Linked DNA regions of Homo sapiens: region 2 is linked to region 1. Evidence: chromatin contacts called from ENCODE Hi-C or POLR2A ChIA-PET data. All regions are on one chromosome and are shown on one strand. Each heading gives the region's core, a stretch centred on a gene start or an enhancer-like site at or near the end of the contact. The rest is flanking DNA. Distances are from core to core; before and after follow the strand shown. Region 1 holds the start of MTERF1 (mitochondrial transcription termination factor 1). Region 2 holds the start of CDK6-AS1 (CDK6 antisense RNA 1).

What was found. A loop is a pair of places that touch in the nucleus more often than their neighbours do. ChIA-PET counts read pairs that join two places held with the same protein, here RNA polymerase II (POLR2A). Pooled maps may share reads with other maps.
Region 2: a map of B cell shows a loop between it and region 1 (12-fold over the local background). The contact joins the promoter of CDK6-AS1 here to the promoter of MTERF1 in region 1. A Hi-C loop is called at or near these places in 3 of 168 maps with a recorded cell type or tissue (B cell, CD4-positive, alpha-beta memory T cell and CD8-positive, alpha-beta T cell) and 8 of 50 pooled maps. POLR2A ChIA-PET finds 5 or more read pairs at or near these places in 1 of 52 experiments (OCI-LY7).

Annotation. Positions count from the first base shown.
Region 1 is chr7:91,878,867-91,882,119 of GRCh38, forward strand. It overlaps MTERF1 (mitochondrial transcription termination factor 1), which reads right to left and starts at 1,836. Exons shown (of 3, transcript NM_006980.5): 1 at 1,791-1,836; 2 at 1,189-1,247. The coding sequence starts at 1,217. It overlaps LOC112267986 (a long non-coding RNA gene), which reads left to right and starts at 1,936. Exons shown (of 2, transcript XR_002956514.2): 1 at 1,936-1,998.
Region 2 is chr7:92,834,834-92,838,456 of GRCh38, forward strand. CDK6-AS1 (CDK6 antisense RNA 1) reads left to right here and starts at 1,650. Exons shown (of 2, transcript NR_110088.1): 1 at 1,650-1,730. CDK6 (cyclin dependent kinase 6) reads right to left here and starts at 1,740. Exons shown (of 8, transcript NM_001145306.2): 1 at 1,645-1,740. RefSeq lists silencers at 323-572, 1,683-2,042 and an enhancer at 1,153-1,232.

The DNA of each region.
Region 1 (3,253 bases), core at 586-3,085:
AAAAGGATGACTAGGCCAAGCACAGTGGCTTCACACCTATAATCTCACCACTTTGAGATGTTGGCCAGGAGTTTGAGATCAGCCTGGCCAACATGACGAAACCCCATCTCTACTAAAAATACTAAAATTAGCCAGGCATGGTGATATATGTCTCTAATCCCAGCTACTCAGGTGGCTAAGGCACAATAACTGCTTAAACCTGGGAGGCGGAGGTTGTAGTGAGCTGAGATTGCACCACTGCACTCCAGTCTGGGCAACAGAGCAAGAATCTGTCTCATAAAAAAAGAAAATAGAAGAAAAAGAAAGAAAGAAAAAGGATGACCATCATAACATTATTTGCTATAACAAAGAAGAAGAAACCCAAATGGCCACCAATAGAATAATTAATAAATTGTGGTACATCTATGCAATATACTATAAAGGTGCCAAAAATAAAGGCCGATCTACTGCAATCAAAAGATGTCAGATATTCTACATGACAAACTGCTTAACAGTATGGATAATGCCATGTATATTAAAGGCGGGGAGGGGGACGTTAATATATACAGAGGGGGAAAGTGGAATGACACTTATTTCTGAAAGATTATTAGAGGCTATGTACTACTTCTGAAATACTGGGACTTTATTTAATGAATATGTGTTACTTTGCAGTCAGATGAAAAAATTTAAACAAGTAAAACTGGCCTTTGGTGTGAAAAACAATGGAAAATACAAATTATCTTTATCTATTTTTCGGTTTCTAGTACCAAAAAAGTCACACTTCAAAATTCTCCATGATGCTTTACTCTTAGCAACGGATCTCCATTCAAAATACTCATAATATCTAGTAGGGTAAATGAACATCTAAATAGCCTAATACAAGAAAGTTAGCAACTTTCCTCACGTACAAATTTCAAAAATGGTACCTATTCAAAAATTGACTTCGATCTATTTCTCAAATTGACTTTTTAATTAACCAAAACCATTATCCAAAGGGCTAATGTTCAAACTTAACAAACACTGAAAATTTCTATGCTTGTAGTATGAGGGGTCTAAAAAAAGATTTACGTTCGCCTCTGCCCCACAACTGGCCTGTTAAAAAGGCTGTTAATGGAAATAACTAATCACTGGCCCTAAAATACCACATTCCAGCTGGTCTTCTTTTGATACAGCAAGCTAAGTTTGGAGATCTTTACATGCATTTCTCACCTTGTTTGTCCTAAGGAAAGGCTCTGCATCCCTCCAGAAAGGCTGGAGAACAGCTATCTCTGGAAATGACACACACACACAAAAAAAAGGCAAAATATTTCAGGCCTTCCTAATACAAAATAAGAGATCGATCCCAGCTAACGTTCTCGTTGCATTATGTTCTCGTGAGATGCATTACCTCTTGCAAACAACATTTCTCAGACATACAGAAAAGAAAACGGCAAGTACATGCCTACATATGATGGGAAAAGGTAGCGGAATCACGAATACGTTTTGTACCAAAGCTAAGTGCTTCATATATATTGTCTCGCTTTACTCCCCACAACAATTTAAAAGGTAGGCATAAGCCTTAAAATTACAAAATCTGAAACAGCGCCGAGCTCCCATACTAGCCTGCCTTCGCTAGCTGAAGCATTAGGGTTCGAACCCAGGTGGGTCTTTCTTAACTCAAAACCAAGGTAATTCCACACCGAAGGCTCTTTCCATCCCTCTTCCTCCTCCAAAGACAAATCTGCAAAGGGCTGCACTGTACAGCAGTCACCCACACCCACTTCTTAACAAAAAGAAAGGAAAGCACAGCCTCACCACCTTCCCAATCTCACCCTGAACTGCACCCATCCACTGTAGTTCGCTTTTACTTCCGCCTCTGGGGTCCGGAGCGGCTAGGAGGAGCGGAAGTGGAAAAGACTAACTTCCGGCCTCGGGTCGCGCGCAGAGGTGATGTCGTTGGTCCTGCGCCCCCTCGTGGCGGTACTTCAGCCCTTCGCAGCCCGACGCTAGGGGCCTGGCAGGGGGCAGCAAGAGACCGCGGTGAGCGCGGGGTATTGAACGCCAAAGAAGGGGTTTGGAGGGTGGGGTGGGGCCTGGGACTCCCAGTCGCCTGGGCAGATGTCCGTGGGGAACTGTAAGGCATCTTATAGGGATCCTACAGGGGGCATCCACTGCCGGCCGACGACACGTGGTGGAAAAGTAGCTATTATTTACATGCGTGTTGCAGTTTTTGATAATGCGATTGCTGCTGCTAATGTGACTAACGCGATGCCGATGAACATCTCGGCGTTTTTTGGTGCAGGATAAGCGGGTGTAGACTCTGTCTGTTTAGTCCCAGATTCTCCTCCTTTAATGAACTACCGTGGAAATCCTGGAGTGTCACTGCTGGTCTGAATTCAGCATCCGCCTTCAGGCTGGAAATCAATTCTAGTATACTTCGATTTCCTTACTTGCAGTTCGAATTCAAATATGATTCTTTTGACATTGTGAGGGTTTGCGCTATTTAAAGAATGGAGGCAACCGAAACCTCATCTCCACAGTGGATGCATTTTTGCTCCCTCCCGAGGCGTTGCCTTAAGCCACGCGGTCCTGTCAGCCTCACCTGCCTAGTGATGGTGACAATGGAAGAGATAAAGCTTCAATTCAAGGCACTTCTCCTGTGACCATCAAAAGAAAGATAATATCTACATTAATGAATTAATTGTGTCTGTCGAGTTATCCTCAGGAGACGATGGTGATTTGGTCCTTAAAAAAACACAGGATCAACAGGATTGACCCTGAATTCTACAAAGAGGAAAAATTTCAGGCATTACTAACTCCTCCATGTACAAGCCTAATGATGTAATTTTCTGGCCGGGCGCGATGGCTCATGCCTGTAATCCCAGCACTTTGGGAGGCCAAGGCGGGAGGATGGCTTGAGGCCAGGAGTTCGAGACCAGCCTGGCCAACATGGTGAAACCCCATCTCTACAAAAAGTACAAACATTAGCCAGGCGTGGTCACAGGTGCCTGTAGTCCCAGCTACTTGGGAGGCTAAGGTGGGAGAATCACCTGAGCCTGGGAGGTTGAGGCTGCAGTGAGCCGTGATTGTGCCACTACACTCTAGCCTGGGTGACACAGTGAACCTTGTCTCAAGAAAGAAAAAGAATTTTCTTTATCCCATTTCTTTCTCCTTTTTCTTTTTTTTTTTTTTTTTTCCTTTAGACGGAGTCTCACTCTGTTGCCAGGCTGGAGTGCAATGGCGCGATCTCGGCTCACTACAACCTCTGCCTCCCGGGTTCAAGCGATTCCCCTGC
Region 2 (3,623 bases), core at 400-2,899, 960 kb after region 1:
TCCAGTCTGCAGCCGGACGCCCCCGGAGCCCTCTGCACAACAAAGCGCCAGAGTAGGGTACCCTAACTTTCCCTCCCCATTCAGCAGCTATCTGGGACCTAGGGGGCCTCCCTCCTCCAGGGCCGCCGCGGCCTCGGCAGGACTTTCACCACGACGGCCGCATGTCCGGAATTCCCGGGGCACCTCGGAATTACCTGCCTCGCAACCGCTGGCCCGCTCGCCTTTTGCCAGGAATTAAACAAACGGCGCGACCCCCACGATGAGCGGGTGGAGCGGACCGCGGCGAGAGCAGAGCTTCTGGCACTCACTACATTCAGAACTTTCCTTAAAAGCCGAGGAAAGAGCCCCCAGGGACTGCCCGGGGGTCTGAGCCAGGTCGAGGGCCACACAGGTAGCCGGGGAGCCGCCGCCGGCCGCCCAACCCGCCTGTCCTGCATCCCCCCAACCCCCTCCCGCTCGAGTCTAGCCCCGGGCTCCGCAGCGAAGGAAGCGTCGGGGACGTCCCACCCCCGCAGGGAACTGCGCCTGCTGCCCCCGCCGGGCCCCGCACTGCCCTGGCTCTCCCCCCACTCGCCCCCCAGACGGTCGGCTTCGGCGGAGAGAAACGGGAGCAGCAATGCCTTTTCCCCCCCTCTCCTCCACTTTTTTTTGTTGTTGTTGTTGCTTTCCCACGCTGGCTGAATGTGACTTGACCCCATTTCAAAAAAAGTTTGACATAGTGCTTCAACATTTCCGCATTCCTCCGCGACTACAAAGGCTGCAGCCGCCTCCTTCTGCTTTCTGTCTCTGCTCTCTGTCTTCACACTCAATGAAATCCTTCATGCGCCTCTCCCGAAGCCTGCCAAGCACCACAAGGGTCGCCACCAGCACAGCGACAAGAGGCCACACCGGGGACCGCGACTCCCGCGTGTGCGCACACGCAGATGCGCCCATATGCACACGGACGGGCGCGCTGCGGGGACCAGGGCTGCTCACTGCGGGGCGTGTGTTTAACTCCAATATTTTAAATTATAAAAGTAAACTTGGAAACTACAGCAAACGTGCGTCTTCGCGGGGCTCCAAGCCTGGGCACTGGCCGGCTGCGTGCACTTTTCTGTGTATAACACGCCCGCAGGAAGCCTGCGTTAACATTTATCTCGTGGAGGGGAAGGTGGAGCCCACACCCACACCTCAGCGAGCTGGAGAGGGAGTTTTCGAGGGGGAAATGCAAGCACATTCTCCAGCATGGAGTCCCTAGAGGCAGTGCATTTTAAACCCTAAATGTGAATTATTATGTGAGTGTCCGAGTAGAGTTCCAGTTCCGTTTGGAGAAACTGTATGAGGCGTGTTCCGTGTGGGTGTGTGTGCGTACGGATACGTGGAAGCAGGATCTCGGTGTCGCGGGTGTCCCTAGGCTGGGATCTCCCCCTCTCATCAGATAAGGAGAATCCTCTAGCTCCCCAAAACTGGCCCCCATAACCAATCCCGTCTCAGTTCGTAAGGGGTTAACCAAAGCCGATTCCAAGGAAACACAGGTCCCCCCCACCCCCCGCCACCCTCCACTTACCCCACCCACAGTTCTGCCTCGGACCCCGGCCAATCCCCCAGATCTCCCCCGGGACCCCCCACCCCGCAGCCCACCCACCCGAGCGCACAGCTCCTCACCTGAGGGGCCCAGTCGCGTCGGGCCTCCCGAGGGGGCTGCGAGTGTCAGTCGGCTCTCCGCACGTGTCCGCGGCCTCGCGGAGCAGGTAATCAGACTCTGGGGAAGGAGTTACCAGCACTCTCTCCGGCGAGGGGGTGGGCACAGCGGCGGAGGGCGGAGGGACGGCGGAGGGCGCCGCCCGCGCCGCTCGCTGGGGGCGGACGGGGGCCGCTGGGCTCCGGCCGGCGCTGGGGGCCCCAGCCGGGGAGGCAGCTGGGGCGACCGTGCGGGGTGGGGGCAGGGACCCGCGAAGCCAACTCTGCCGGAGACCCACCCCCCGGCGGGGCTGGGGGCTCGTGGCGCAGTGGCAAGAAAGTGTGCAAATTAAAGCCTTCCGGAGAGAAATGAGGCGGCCGAGTCCCGGCAGTGCTCCGAGCTCCGGGCTCCCTAGCTCCCTTCTACGAGTCGGGGGCTAGAAGGGCGCGGTGGGGGTGGGGGTGGGGGGGAGAGTTAAATGAAAATTTCCGGCTTTCGCTGAAACTGTAGTAGGGGGATCCTGCGACTAAAATAAGCGGCATTAGTGGGAGAGAGTGGGACGTGTCGTCGGGAGTCGGCGGAGTTTCCAAACCCAGGGTCGCCCAGAGTTGGGGTTTTGACAGGGTGAAGCGGGGGGCATCCTCACTGTGTGACGTGGACGGATGGGAAAAACACAAAACAACCAACAATAATTATGAGCGGCCAATGGGGGTGGTAAATACCAATACTTTCCAAGAAACTGAAAAATCAGACCAAAAAATAACTCTTCTCTTAAAAAAATAAAGAAAAAGTTTGGCAGGATGCCTTGCAGAAAAGAAAATACTAATCTATCCAAGCACTTTTCACTTTCAGCATGAGCTACATTTGTTTTGTTTTCCTTCGCTTCCTTTCTGCCTCACAAAGCCCTATCTTTTCCTTTTAGACAGAGGATATGGTTTGGAAATTGTCAGGCACTCTTATGGTTAACGATCTACTTGAAGGGGCTGGCGGGCTCACAATTATTAAGTGGTTAGTAACTGCTGAGGGTTCACTAACGTATTTCAGAGGAGCTAAAAAGACTAAAATTTAGTGTAAATAATAGAACTGCAGATAGTAGATACATACACAAAAAGAGGAGTGCTCAGTTTAAATGCATTATTGGAAATCTGAAATTTGAAACCTTGTAAGAATGTATACTTTACCTGCTGAGAAACCCTTGAATACAATTATTTCAGGTGAAAATTAGATTTTGGAGAAAAAAAAGTCTTTAAAACTTTCTACAATGGAGTAAAAGAAAACTTGAAATAGCTGTCTTTTTGGAAAGAATTTGGTGTTCTCCCCAAAATCTCTATCTGTAGAATACTTGAAACCCTTTAAAACATCTTAAAGCAAAACTTTTCACAAAATTATTTACTTAAGTGCTTTGTAGAAAAATTAAAACCTGGCAAAATTCTGTTTGAATTGGAAATACTACTTCTATAAATCTTTTGACTTTAAAACCATGTTACTAATCTCACAGTAAATCAAATTTTTGCCTTTATAAAACTGATTCTATGTTATAGTGTGAGGTAAGGCTAGGGAAATAAAAATTGATGCATTTTCAGTAGCACATATTTTGCAATGCATTATAATACTTTTTTCTTTAAAAATAAAAGTGAATAATTGTATGTCTTTAAGCTTAAGATAATTCATAAAATACATTTGTGTTAAGAGCATGTCTTCTAAAATAAGATCCAGTTTTCTGAACAAAATTTGTATTTATAAAGCTATCTATAATCTCATATACCTTATAAATTTAAGAAGGCAAATCATTAGATTTTATATTTACATAAAAATATTGGATCACTACAAGTCACTAATTAGACTTTAAGCCAGAGACACAAGTGGGAATCCTCCATTTTGATAATTGTTCACACTTATCATTTGCCTTTTAAAACAAGATTTACTTGCTGGTAATTAACATGTTTATATAATCCAGAAATAA